4 separate regions of the Homo sapiens genome follow, and regions 2, 3 and 4 are each linked to region 1. Evidence: chromatin contacts called from ENCODE Hi-C or POLR2A ChIA-PET data. All regions are on one chromosome and are shown on one strand. Each heading gives the region's core, a stretch centred on a gene start or an enhancer-like site at or near the end of the contact. The rest is flanking DNA. Distances are from core to core; before and after follow the strand shown. Region 1 holds the start of BICRAL (BICRA like chromatin remodeling complex associated protein). Region 2 overlaps TRERF1 (transcriptional regulating factor 1). Region 3 overlaps PTK7 (protein tyrosine kinase 7 (inactive)). Region 4 overlaps TRERF1 (transcriptional regulating factor 1).

The links. Hi-C counts contacts between places; a loop is a spot of excess contacts on that map. ChIA-PET counts read pairs that join two places held with the same protein, here RNA polymerase II (POLR2A). Pooled maps may share reads with other maps.
Region 2: a loop to region 1 is called in a map with no recorded cell type, with 6 times the contacts of the local background. The contact joins the enhancer-like site here to the promoter of BICRAL in region 1. A Hi-C loop is called at or near these places in 4 of 37 single-sample maps with no recorded cell type and 4 of 50 pooled maps. POLR2A ChIA-PET finds 5 or more read pairs at or near these places in 4 of 52 experiments (activated CD8-positive, alpha-beta memory T cell, activated T-cell and activated naive CD4-positive, alpha-beta T cell).
Region 3: a loop to region 1 is called in a pooled map, with 2.5 times the contacts of the local background. The contact joins the enhancer-like site here to the promoter of BICRAL in region 1. A Hi-C loop is called at or near these places in 1 of 50 pooled maps. POLR2A ChIA-PET finds 5 or more read pairs at or near these places in 4 of 52 experiments (BJ, CD8-positive, alpha-beta T cell, GM12878 and 1 more).
Region 4: a pooled map shows a loop between it and region 1 (5-fold over the local background). The contact joins the enhancer-like site here to the promoter of BICRAL in region 1. A Hi-C loop is called at or near these places in 5 of 50 pooled maps. POLR2A ChIA-PET finds 5 or more read pairs at or near these places in 9 of 52 experiments (CD4-positive, alpha-beta T cell, GM12878, MCF 10A and 5 more).

Annotation. Positions count from the first base shown.
Region 1 is chr6:42,780,668-42,783,367 of GRCh38, forward strand. It overlaps BICRAL (BICRA like chromatin remodeling complex associated protein), which reads left to right and starts at 1,385. Exons shown (of 13, transcript NM_001393499.1): 1 at 1,385-1,434. RefSeq lists an enhancer at 2,194-2,700 and a silencer at 2,320-2,659.
Region 2 is chr6:42,366,397-42,369,096 of GRCh38, forward strand. All of the region lies in intron 2 of TRERF1 (transcriptional regulating factor 1), which reads right to left. Among named protein-coding and RNA genes, the nearest start is that of TRERF1, 84 kb to the right of the region's middle. RefSeq lists an enhancer at 1,580-1,669. Within about 2 kb of position 1,380, at least 16 of the 41 ENCODE cell types and tissues checked have a DNase peak (open chromatin) inside an H3K27ac peak, as active enhancers do.
Region 3 is chr6:43,142,216-43,144,915 of GRCh38, forward strand. It overlaps PTK7 (protein tyrosine kinase 7 (inactive)), which reads left to right. Exons shown (of 20, transcript NM_002821.5): 13 at 1-84; 14 at 1,202-1,405; 15 at 2,236-2,391. Among named protein-coding and RNA genes, the nearest start is that of SRF, 28 kb to the right of the region's middle. RefSeq lists an enhancer at 1,211-1,300. Within about 2 kb of position 1,361, at least 12 of the 41 ENCODE cell types and tissues checked have a DNase peak (open chromatin) inside an H3K27ac peak, as active enhancers do; they include CD8-positive, alpha-beta T cell, where a contact is called at or near this core.
Region 4 is chr6:42,389,198-42,391,897 of GRCh38, forward strand. The region is part of intron 2 of TRERF1 (transcriptional regulating factor 1); the gene reads right to left. Among named protein-coding and RNA genes, the nearest start is that of TRERF1, 61 kb to the right of the region's middle. RefSeq lists an enhancer at 1,176-1,325. Within about 2 kb of position 1,299, at least 7 of the 41 ENCODE cell types and tissues checked have a DNase peak (open chromatin) inside an H3K27ac peak, as active enhancers do; they include CD4-positive, alpha-beta T cell and GM12878, where a contact is called at or near this core.

The sequences.
Region 1 (2,700 bases), core at 135-2,634:
GGGCATTTGTAGTTAACCTAGACTACAAAGGCACCTGCTCCCACTCCAGGCCACGTAATGTTGTTGTTGTTGTTGTTTTGTTTTGTTTTTGTTTGAGTCTTGCTGTGTCGCCCAGGCTAGAGTGCAATGCGCGATCTCCGCTCACTGCAACCTTTGTCTCCCGGGTTCAAGCGATTCTCCTGCCTCAGCCTCCCGAGTAGCTGGGATTACAGGAGCCCACCACCACGCCCAGCTAATTTTTGTATTTTTAGTAGAGACAGGGTTTCACCATGTTGTCCAGACTGGTCTCGAACTGCTGACCTCAGGTGATCCACTCGCCTCGGCCTCCCAAAGTGTTGGAATTACAGGCGTGAGCCACCGCGCCCGGCCTGGGCCACATAATCTAAATACTTTGGATACTAGATAGTTTACAGAGAAGTTTCAACAATTTGAGATTTGAGATTAAAAATAGGTGGTAGTTATACTTGGACCAAAGAATGTTAAAAGATTGACTAGCTCTCTTTTAAGAATGAGGGGGTTATGTAATGAAAATTCCGCAAATATAGAGATAAAAGATATCTACATAAAGAGAAGGCAGTAGAAAATGAATGTTTTGAGAGTGATTTACTCTGCCTCACCTTCCTTTTAGTCACTGAAGTTTTGTTTTCCTTTTTAATGTTCACATACGGGCTTCACAGGTAAGGTTTCAAGAATTTTGGAATGGACAAAGAGTGTTGCAAAGGAAAGCTTAGTACATTTGAAAGTTAGGATGAACCAGTTATTTGCCTAATAACTAAGTTAAAAGTCGTTTTGGTTTTTAAAAAGCATATGCAAAACGTATTCACTGAGGCTTGCTCTAATTAGAGTTCTAAACAAATCTTGTAGGGTTTTTTTTTTTTGTCTTTAATCTCCCCCCTTCCCGTGTCAAGTTAAACTGGGTGGGTGGGTGGGTGTGTGTGTGTGTGTGTGTGTGTGTGGAGAGAGAGCCTGCAAGAGAATTAGCACGCACCTCGTGGATCTTAGTAATTGTTTTAAAGCCAAATAAAACTGTTTCTTGAATAAACCAATACATTTCTGAAGTTGAAAAGAATCCCAAAGGAAACGAATGAACATCCTTGCAGCTTGATTTTCCAAAAAAAAAAAAAAAAATTTTTTAAATTAAAAAAATCCTAATCTCCACATTTTTTGCCAGGCGAGAACCGAAGTTTGGAGGTAGACGAGCAGGCGAGCGGTTTGCCCGGGCGCAGAGCATGAAGGCCGGGCGGGCGCGGGGAGCGGCGCCCCGGCCCGGCGCGGGGGTGAGCGAGAGAGAGAGCGGAGCGCGTGTGGCCGGCGCCGCTCGGCCGGGAGCTCCCGCGCTCCGGCCCCCGGCCCCGCGCCCGCCGCCGCCGCCGCCGCCGCCCCTGTTGCGATGGCGCAGAAACCCCGTTGACAAGGCACTGCTTTTTCATGACGGTGAGTTTCCCTTTGAGTGTATTATAATTTTGTGATAAAAATTTCAAGGAGAAAAAAAAAACACACAACCTCCTTCCTCTGCCTCTTTCCTTCGGGGAGGGGAAAAGCGAGGGAGGGGGGGCTGGAGATCTGTCTCCAGACTGAAAAGAAAGGAGCAAATTAAACACCGAGTTGCCAAAACCAGGATATTAGGTTTCAGCCCAGAGAGCTATTGGCTAAGGCTGTGTTTTTTTTTTTTTTTTGGGGGGGGGTGGGTTTGTGGGTGGGTGATGGTGGTGGTGGGTGGATGTTTAATGGACACGGAGAAAAGGGGAATCGAGTGTTTATGCCTTTCCCAGCGCTGCCGGGGCCCCGGGAAGACCAAGTTCAGTGTCTCGGGCGGGGGCGCAGGCGGGCAGGGGGCGGCGAGGCCGGGCCGGGGGCGCCTCGGCGGGGTGGGGGCCCGGCGCCTTTCTTTTTCCTTTTTTTTCTTTTCCGCGGATGCAAATTTCTGGAGCGGGGAGAGGGAGAGCCCGGGAAGGGGGTGGCGTGGCGGTTGGTGGTGGGGAGGGGAGGGGAGGGAAGCCTTTTAATGACTCATTGATTGAGCCGGTTTAAAATTAGTTGTGTGCGCGAGTGTGAGTGTGTTTTCCGCCCCCCGGAGCCGCCGGGAGCCGGGAAGGAGGGAGCAGGGCTCGGCGAGGGGAAGACGGCGCGGCGGGGCCGCGAGCAGGGGGCAGGGAGGGCCTGGAGTGACGGCGGGCGAGGAAGAAAAATAAGCTTTTCCAATCTCCTCCCCTCTGTTTTCCCCCCCTCGTTTCTTTTCTCTCTCGGAAGCTCTAGGGTGTGAATCACATTTTCTTTCTTCTCGGCAAAATGGACCCCGCGTCTGGGGAGGGGGAGGGGAGAGGGTGGGGAGGGAGGCGGCGGAGACGGGGTTTATTTTTCATCCTGGCTTCCCCATTCCCGCCGCATCTGCGGGCGGCCGCGGCGAGGAGAGCAGGTCCGGGGTGCGGCGGGGAGAGCTCGGGGCAGGCGAGTCGCCCCGGCCCCGTTCCCGCTCCCGCTCCGAGCCCGCGGCGGCGGCGCGCACCTGCCGCGGGACTGCCCCTTCCCAGCCGCCTCGCTGCCTTTTCGAAGCACCGCCGAGGATCCGCGGCCGCGTCCGGCCGAGCCCCCAGCCGCGCGGAGGACCGGCGGCCCAGCCGGGCGTCTCCTGCGAGGCCCGCGCTGTTCGCCGCGCCGGCCAGAAGAGATGTGCGGCTGGGACGGCGCATTTTTGGCCGA
Region 2 (2,700 bases), core at 130-2,629, 410 kb before region 1:
ACACAGGGCCTTCTTGAAGCTGGGAGGCATACCTATTCTTCCTGTGCAGGAGGCACCAGAGTCCGGCACCTCCTAACATCCACTCTAACGGGGAGGAGGATGGCTGGGTTTGGCTCCTCCCTCCTCTTCCTGCACCTGCATATTCAAGGTCTTGGTGTCCTTCCTTTACCACCCTTTCACATGCTTTTGTAGACATAGATAGATATACTCTCTTCTTCCTTCTTCAAGGGAGAGCTTGAAATGTGAGAAATCCAGCTGTGTGGAGAAGCTCATGGTGACTGGCAGAACAGTCAGGACTGGGCAACCAGAAGCAGGAAAAAGAATATTCTATTTTGGGAAATGAGGAGCTGGACTGATCCACTTCGATCACCAGCTATGGACCACCATCTAACAATTCTGGGATTCCCAGAGCCACAAGAGGGAGATGCCTGGGAAAGGTGAAAATCAGCAAAACACTCAAGGGCCATCTGATCACCCCAGGCAGACAGGCAGATCTGGGTAACATGGGGCTGAGAGAAAACCACAGGTTTCAAGGGGATGCTGTCACCAAGATGCCCCATAAGAAATCAGGATCTGCCCAAACCAGGGGCAACCAAAGGGGCATTGTACTCCTCAGGACTTAGCTGAAGTCACAGGAGCACTGGAGTCAGGCCTGCGATCAAATCCTGACCTCGTCAGCCAGGTCAGCCTTCACCTCTTGGAGGCTGGCTCTGCATGAGTGACTGTGAGGCCTAAATAAAATTAAGTGTATAGAAGTATAATATCTAGCACAGGCCTGGCCTTACATAAGGGGCACACTCAGTGTTGCTCCCCTCCCCCTTTCCAGCCTTCAGACCTCACAGCTCTCTCCACTCTTACTAACAGAAACAAGCACAGAGGCCACAGAGCATTTCCCAGCAAGAAGGTTTGCAAAGAAGGATGGCAGAAGTCCGCAAAGAAACAAACAGGCCACCCCACTGCTGGTAAGAGAGAAGCACCGGACCTCGGTGAATGCCCGGGTTTCAAAACACACAAAGCTCCGAGCCTCTGATTGTACCTAAACAGGAAGTTTGTGACAAACTTAGAAAACACGCATGCACAATGGCAAGAGGCTGCACGCCACTGAGAAAAGATGAAATCCGGCCCTGCTGGGGGCTCTGTGTGGAGGAGAGGCGTGCAGAGCCAACACTCCCACCGCACCAAGATCTTCCTGGCTGTAGGGAGGCACCCTTACCCTGGGCTTCTCCTCACCCCAAGCATGGGAGGGATTTGGGCCAAAATGTGTGGAGCTGCTCTGGTTTCCAAAGCCAGGCTCTGCTCACCCCCTCCTGCTCTCTCTCCCACCCCTACCCACTCAGGCATCTAGGACATCAGGTACTCCCAACAGCTGGCAGGGGCCTGGTGACTGAGGTGTATAGCAGGGGACCATTTTTCAGCTGGGAGATCTTAGCACAGAAAGGGGAAGTGACACACAGAGGTCCCGCAGAGCTCCCATCCCCGATCTGATCTCCATCTGGCTGCCCGGCCAGCGTCTGTATCATCGGGCCCTTTAGCATTCCACAATGGGGTCCTCAGCTGCCATCTCCTTCCACTTTGACACCCTGCCTGGCCCTAACATTTTTACTTGCATTGCTCACACCAGTATGGGGCTCGATAACTTCAGTTCACTTATCTGAAAGTGCAGGCAAATGTGGACACAATCTGTGTCTCATCTCAAGTAGAGGACAAACTTGGGAGATTGTTCACAATCTCCCAAGTGCCCGTGGAATGGGCCCTGCATCCAGGCAGTATACTTGGTGGCTGTGCTCCAGTAAATACTCGGTAGATTAATACACAACATCAATACCTTCCTATTGTACCTCCCCAACCAGGTTATGTCCCACTTGTCTCTGAGTCACCCTCAGCAAGGACAGGTCCCTCTACCCCTCCTGAGTGGAGGGCCCAGCTGTAAACTCAGTCTCCTGATGGTTGGCTCCTCGGCGCCCCCACACAGCACCTCCCGCAGTGGTTTCCTCGCCCCCCCAAGTTAGGTTCCTTTTTAAAAAAATGACTCATTTAGGAAGAGACAAAACCAAGAACTTCAATGGTAAAGATAAAACAGCAAGCACCAAGACTCTAAACACCTCCCACTCCATGTAGAATTTAGATCCGATAAAGCTTCCCCAAACTGGACCTCCTAATTTGGAACTTACGGTATACACAATTCTTCTAGCAAAGACACTTCCAGTAATGTCTCAATGTTTCAGCGTCTTCTTTACAAATAGAGATGGCCCCAGGACTCCAGGCAGTAGTTTTTTCAAAATGAGGGAATGAGAAATTAAAGATTAAAGTCCACGCTTTGGACTTCTGGGTCAAAAAAGTAATTATTTGATGTTTTACTACATTTATGATTCTAATTTATTGATTGCAGGACATAGGCATTATATCACAGGCCTAATGAGAATTATGGGGAGTTTTTTAGTTAAAAAATGACTTCTTGGTATGTAAGAAGTTTATGACATTTGTGCACAGTATCTGAAAGGAATGAAATTATATGATACAATACAGAGAATAGTAACATTTTAGGGCTAAAATGAGCAATTAAGATGACCCGAATCCAGGGGTTCCCAATGTTAGCTGCATTTCTGAAAAAAATTCCCAGGCTCCCCAAGATTCTGACACATTCAGTCTGGAGTGGGGCTCTGACATCAACTGTTTCCTTTTATAAGTTTCCCAGTGATT
Region 3 (2,700 bases), core at 111-2,610, 360 kb after region 1:
CCCCTGAGGACTCAGGCCGCTACACCTGCATTGCAGGCAACAGCTGCAACATCAAGCACACGGAGGCCCCCCTCTATGTCGTGGGTATGGGCTGGGGAGGGTTATGCTGCACAGGAAGTGGTGGGCCCAGACGTTTGTCACCTTGTACTCAGCCCCTGTGTACAGAACATGGCACAGAAGCCATTTTTGTGGCAGCGGTGGGGATTCGGCCGTCTCACCATGCTGCTGCACAGTCTTAGAGTCCTTGCTCAGAGCCGGGCTGTCGTTTATTTAACATCCAACGGTCGGTGTGTGTGTGTGTGTGTTGTGGGGGAGTGGGGGGGTGTTCTCTTCCTACAATGCTGCCTCCCAGGTTCCTGCAGCAGCCACACATATCTCTGGGTGGCTGGGGAGGAGGACCAGGTCAGAATGCAGTAGGACAAGGTTCTTTTCTCCAGGAGGCCCAGAGAGGATGATGGGTCAGGTAAAAGGCCCTGCACTTAACTCTCTGCCCCTGGGAGACTTATTTCTCCTCTGGGGACTTGTTTCTGCATCCACAGGTGAAAGTGGTTTAAATGAGAAGCTCTTAAACTTTCTTGGTTTGGCAGCAGAGTTATTTTTCTAGACAAAGTATAATGTGAAAGTTTAAATGGATGAAAATGAACTGAGGAGGCCCCCTTGGTGGGAGCCACTGGGGTGTGTGTGGCAGTTGGGGGATCCTGCATGGTCTCCCTTCATTCCCCTAATGCCTCTTGAGGCCCCTCAGTGTGGGCCATTAAAAGGCCCCTAGACCAGCAGATCCCTTCTACAGATCTGCTTATTGAAAAACCTGCTCTGTGCCAGGCAGTGCCTGGAATTCTAAACCTGAAGCTCCCAAATGCTGCTCTCCGGGGCCTGGCTCACATTATCAAGTCACTTGGGAAGCTTAACAAATAACGTGGGTTTGTGGTAGCTCCTTGACAGGTGTGCTTATCCGTGTCGCCTGTCTTGGCTTCCGATGCAAAGCCAGCTTGGGAACCCCTGGCCTCATCTCCTTCAGAGTCTTCGTTTGACCTTGGTGGGGCATGAGGACCTGCTGGCCCTTGTTAAAGCCAGTGAAGGTGGTGACCCTCCCGGGCCATCTGTTAAGTTGCCCTGTTGATGGGGTTGGGAGGAGTTAGTAGAGAAGCAGGGCTTCTTTTGCTTAGCAGCCCCTGCCCAGACCCATCTGTGTGTCTCTCAGACAAGCCTGTGCCGGAGGAGTCGGAGGGCCCTGGCAGCCCTCCCCCCTACAAGATGATCCAGACCATTGGGTTGTCGGTGGGTGCCGCTGTGGCCTACATCATTGCCGTGCTGGGCCTCATGTTCTACTGCAAGAAGCGCTGCAAAGCCAAGCGGCTGCAGAAGCAGCCCGAGGGCGAGGAGCCAGAGATGGAATGCCTCAACGGTGAGGGGCCCTGGACGGGGAGGTGGTGCCCGTGTGCGGGAGCTGAGCGCCCTCCCGCGGCCACGGAGGGGAGAGCGCCAGCACTCTGGAAACCGAGCGGCTGTTGCTGGGTCCTGGAGCTGGGACTGCCCCACCCCTAGCGGGAAGCCTGGAGTTGGATTCCCAGGGCCTCGTCTTCTGAGCAACCTGGCTTGAGACTTCTTCATTGGAGCCCCTTGGACCAGCTTCCTATGATTCCCTGCTGTTTCCTCCTCCCAGCACAAAACCACAGATATCATTAGTATATGTACACACGTTGCTGTTGCATGTCTTGTCTCCCTCTATGAGTCTAAGAGCTCCCCCAGGGGCAGTCTTTCTGTTTACTTCCCTTCTCCTATCCCCACTTCCTGGACTGGGAGCTCCTTGAGGTCATTGCTGGGTCTCTCCTATCAGCTCAGGTGTTCAGGAGCAGAGGTTGGGTCTCCATTATTGTGATTTTCCCTTTGTGCCTGTTTAGGGCTTTGCCCAATAGGAGGCCCCATGAAAGCAAAAATCCTTATGTGTAGCTATGGTATTAAGGACCAGTGATTCAGATTAGATGTCTGCAGTTGGCTTCATCTCAGAGGTCATAATCAGCTGCATCACTAAGGGGTCATACCCTAGGGGATAGCCATACATCCCCCACCCAGCCCCAGCCCCATTATTTCATCATTTGGGCTTGCCCTTTCATGTGGAGCACTGTGATTGGACCCAAGTTGGCAAGAGTGGAAGACCAGGGGACAGAACAGAAATCCCCATGGTGGCCAGAGTGTCAGGTCTCATCGTGACGCTCTTGTCCTCCTCCTTCCCAGGTGGGCCTTTGCAGAACGGGCAGCCCTCAGCAGAGATCCAAGAAGAAGTGGCCTTGACCAGCTTGGGCTCCGGCCCCGCGGCCACCAACAAACGCCACAGCACAAGTGATAAGATGCACTTCCCACGGTCTAGCCTGCAGCCCATCACCACGCTGGGTATGTTGCCTTGACTACAGCTGCCCCTGCCTAACTACAAGTCACCCGCTGTGTCTTGAGGCTGGGTACGGGCTAGTGTTCTGAAGTCCCTGAAACCTAGAATGTTAGAGGTGGAGGGAAGCATAGGTAGAGATCTAGCCCAGTGTGGCCCCAGAGCCTGTTATTCACTGCCCTTCGTGCAGATTTTGTCATTCCTGTGTACTACCTGTAGTATTATTTACTTGATGTTTTATTTAAATTGACTCTTTAAAAAAAAAAACTAAGTTACCATTGTTCTAGGAAAAAATATGAGAAATCATGGGTTTGTCA
Region 4 (2,700 bases), core at 49-2,548, 390 kb before region 1:
TGTAAGGCTGTGGCACAGGCAAGAAGCGAGGTACCTCTGTGTGTCAGTGGCCAGTCTGCCTATCTATCAGCAAAGCTGGAGGATTCCGGGTCAGGATGTGCCCTGGACAAGGGAAAGCTGGCCCTAGAGAGACATTCTATTGCCAGGCTACAGACCACACTCCAAGCCCAGCTCTCTCAGAAACTGATGCCAGTGAAGGCAACGTGAGAGACGCAGGCTGTGACAAGAGTGAACTAAGAGGCAGGACACTGCTCCATCACTTTGGGTCACTGCTGGAGGTCCCCATTGTCCATCTCTCCATTGGCATCCCTTAGTGTTAAATAAGACTGGACCAGTGACCCAGCACGGAGCCTCTGAACCCCAAAGAATGTGCCCAGTAAGCATGGGCTCACCATTCCTGTTTTCATTCTTTTATTATTAATATTATCCAGCCGTCATTGATTAAGCACCTATAATGCCTTCCCTCCCAACTTCAAACACTTGATAGGAAGGTAAAGTGAGGCAATTCAGGTGAAGCCCACACAAACACATAGCTCTTATCATTAGCACAGCTATTATTGTGAGCTCAAACCCACTCAAAGCCCCTACAGAACTAACTCAACCTGAGTTAAGTGAGCTAAAATATCCCAAGAGGGAGTGCCTATCAGAAGCTTCATTTCTCAGGACCACGTTTGCTCTTCAAATGAGAAGCTAGTTGTCTAAAGGAACAATCTCTCTCTCCATCTGGCCAGCCAGTGACTTGTCCCTTGTATGTGTGAAATGTGCCTTCCCCAACAGGAGGCATTTTAAGCTTGACGGGGTTTTGTTAAAGTTAATATACGTGGGCCCTTTACAATCCTGGAAACTAATTATTGAATCGCCTCTCTCCTTCTTCAAGTCATCAGGTGGAAATGAAAAACGGAGGTAGAAGCAGAGAAAGAAAAAGTGTCGGGGGAGAATTCTACTTTCCCCACGTCTTCGAGTACAAGAGCTAATCTAGTCCTACAAACGAAGATATACAAGAGGCACAATTTAAATAACTTTCCCAGCCTTTAATTAAGCAAAGTAGAGTGAAAGGATCAACAGCCTCTGACATGAATTTGCATACCTTTTGCCAAGTTCTGTGTGTGTGGAGGGGGAGTCACATCTTCCCCAAACTTGTTTCACACTCACTACTCATTCTCTCCACAGGCCTCATAAGAGGCACAACCATTTAAAACAAACAAGAGCTTCTAACCCAACCATTTGAGAGAGCTATGTGATTTTAAAAAGAAAAAAAAAGGTCAACAGCGTTCTGAGTACATATCGCAAGCTTTGTTCTACTCGCTTCCCCACTTCCTGTTGCTTCCTCACCTCGTAACTTTTTATTTTTGAAGCCTATGCGTTCGCACTGGTATCACTGTAAGGTTTCAGTGGGAGGCCGTCGGAGAGACCAGGATGAGGAGGCTCTGTACTGTTCTGAGACAGACAGGACCGTACGAAAGACAGAAATCACAACCGCCCGGCCCTCAGGAAAGTACAGCCAAAATTTCACCGCTCCCGTCAACAGTGGGGGTGCTAGGAAAACAGTTGTGGGCGAGCTTTACTTTGTGGGGAGCACACTGTGTGGGCAATGGTCACTTAACCATTAGTTAGTACCAAGTGGCTTACAGCTGGGGGCAAGGGGAAAAAACACTTGACACCCACAGACCAAGAAATACACGAGCCGGCTCTGCAGGTTACTAGGGCCTCTCCAAACACCTGCCCAAGCCCTGCACTCCAGGGAGGGATCACCACTGGGAAAAGGAACTGAAAGACTGAAATGCTTTGTGAGTGGGACCCTGTCTTATCTCCAGCTTAGAACAGAGGTCAGAACAAAAGGGGGACATGGACACCATTTGGCCAGACCCTTCCTGTTACAGAGGACACCAGGACCAAGAGCTGTTATCACAAAGCTAATTTACTCACAGGAGACCAGGTATTGGATCCCAGTTCTCCCATCTCCCAGAACAGGGCTTTTCGAGATCTTCTCAAACGAACATGGAGCAGGTGCTCAATAAATGTTGGCTCAGCTACACTGGACTGCAATGCATGGTGGGTGGAGAGTGCAACCCTAAAATACTTTTTGTCTGATACCAGGAGGTCCCATCTTCCAGAAGATGTTTTGGGGGTTAGAGTAGCCTGTCCTCATAATCTACTCTGGCTCTTAAATGCCTAGGGTTAAGGACTGCCCTTCAACAGGTCCCTAAGCTAGACTGTTGCACCCATCTGCCATTATTTCCCAGCCGGGGGGAACAATTCTGGGAGACAGGGTGATATTGCACAAGTCACAGGGCAGGGAATGAAAAGCTGGGCTCCAGCCTCTGGTGAACAGTCTCAGCAGATGGCCTCAGGGAGTCCTCCTGCCCACACCCACCACCCCCATGCCTTCCTGCATCCACGTGTACCCTTTGAACACGATCTCTAAGAAGCTGCTGGTCCTGTGGGCCTCGGATCCTAAGAGCCTATACTCTCCCATCTGCTGGCCACCACAGAGCTCATTCTTCTGCCCCCACCTTCACCCTCAGCCTTCCCGCCTACTCTACCTGCCTAGAACATCTGTGGGCCCTCAGAACATGGAGCAGTGGGCTGGAGGGTTCTATGTACATTTCTACCTAATTTGAGTTTACCATGAGCTCTCGATGTGTCTTCTGGAATCCTCCCCACAGAGTAAAGCTTTGCTCCCAAAATAAAATAAAACTT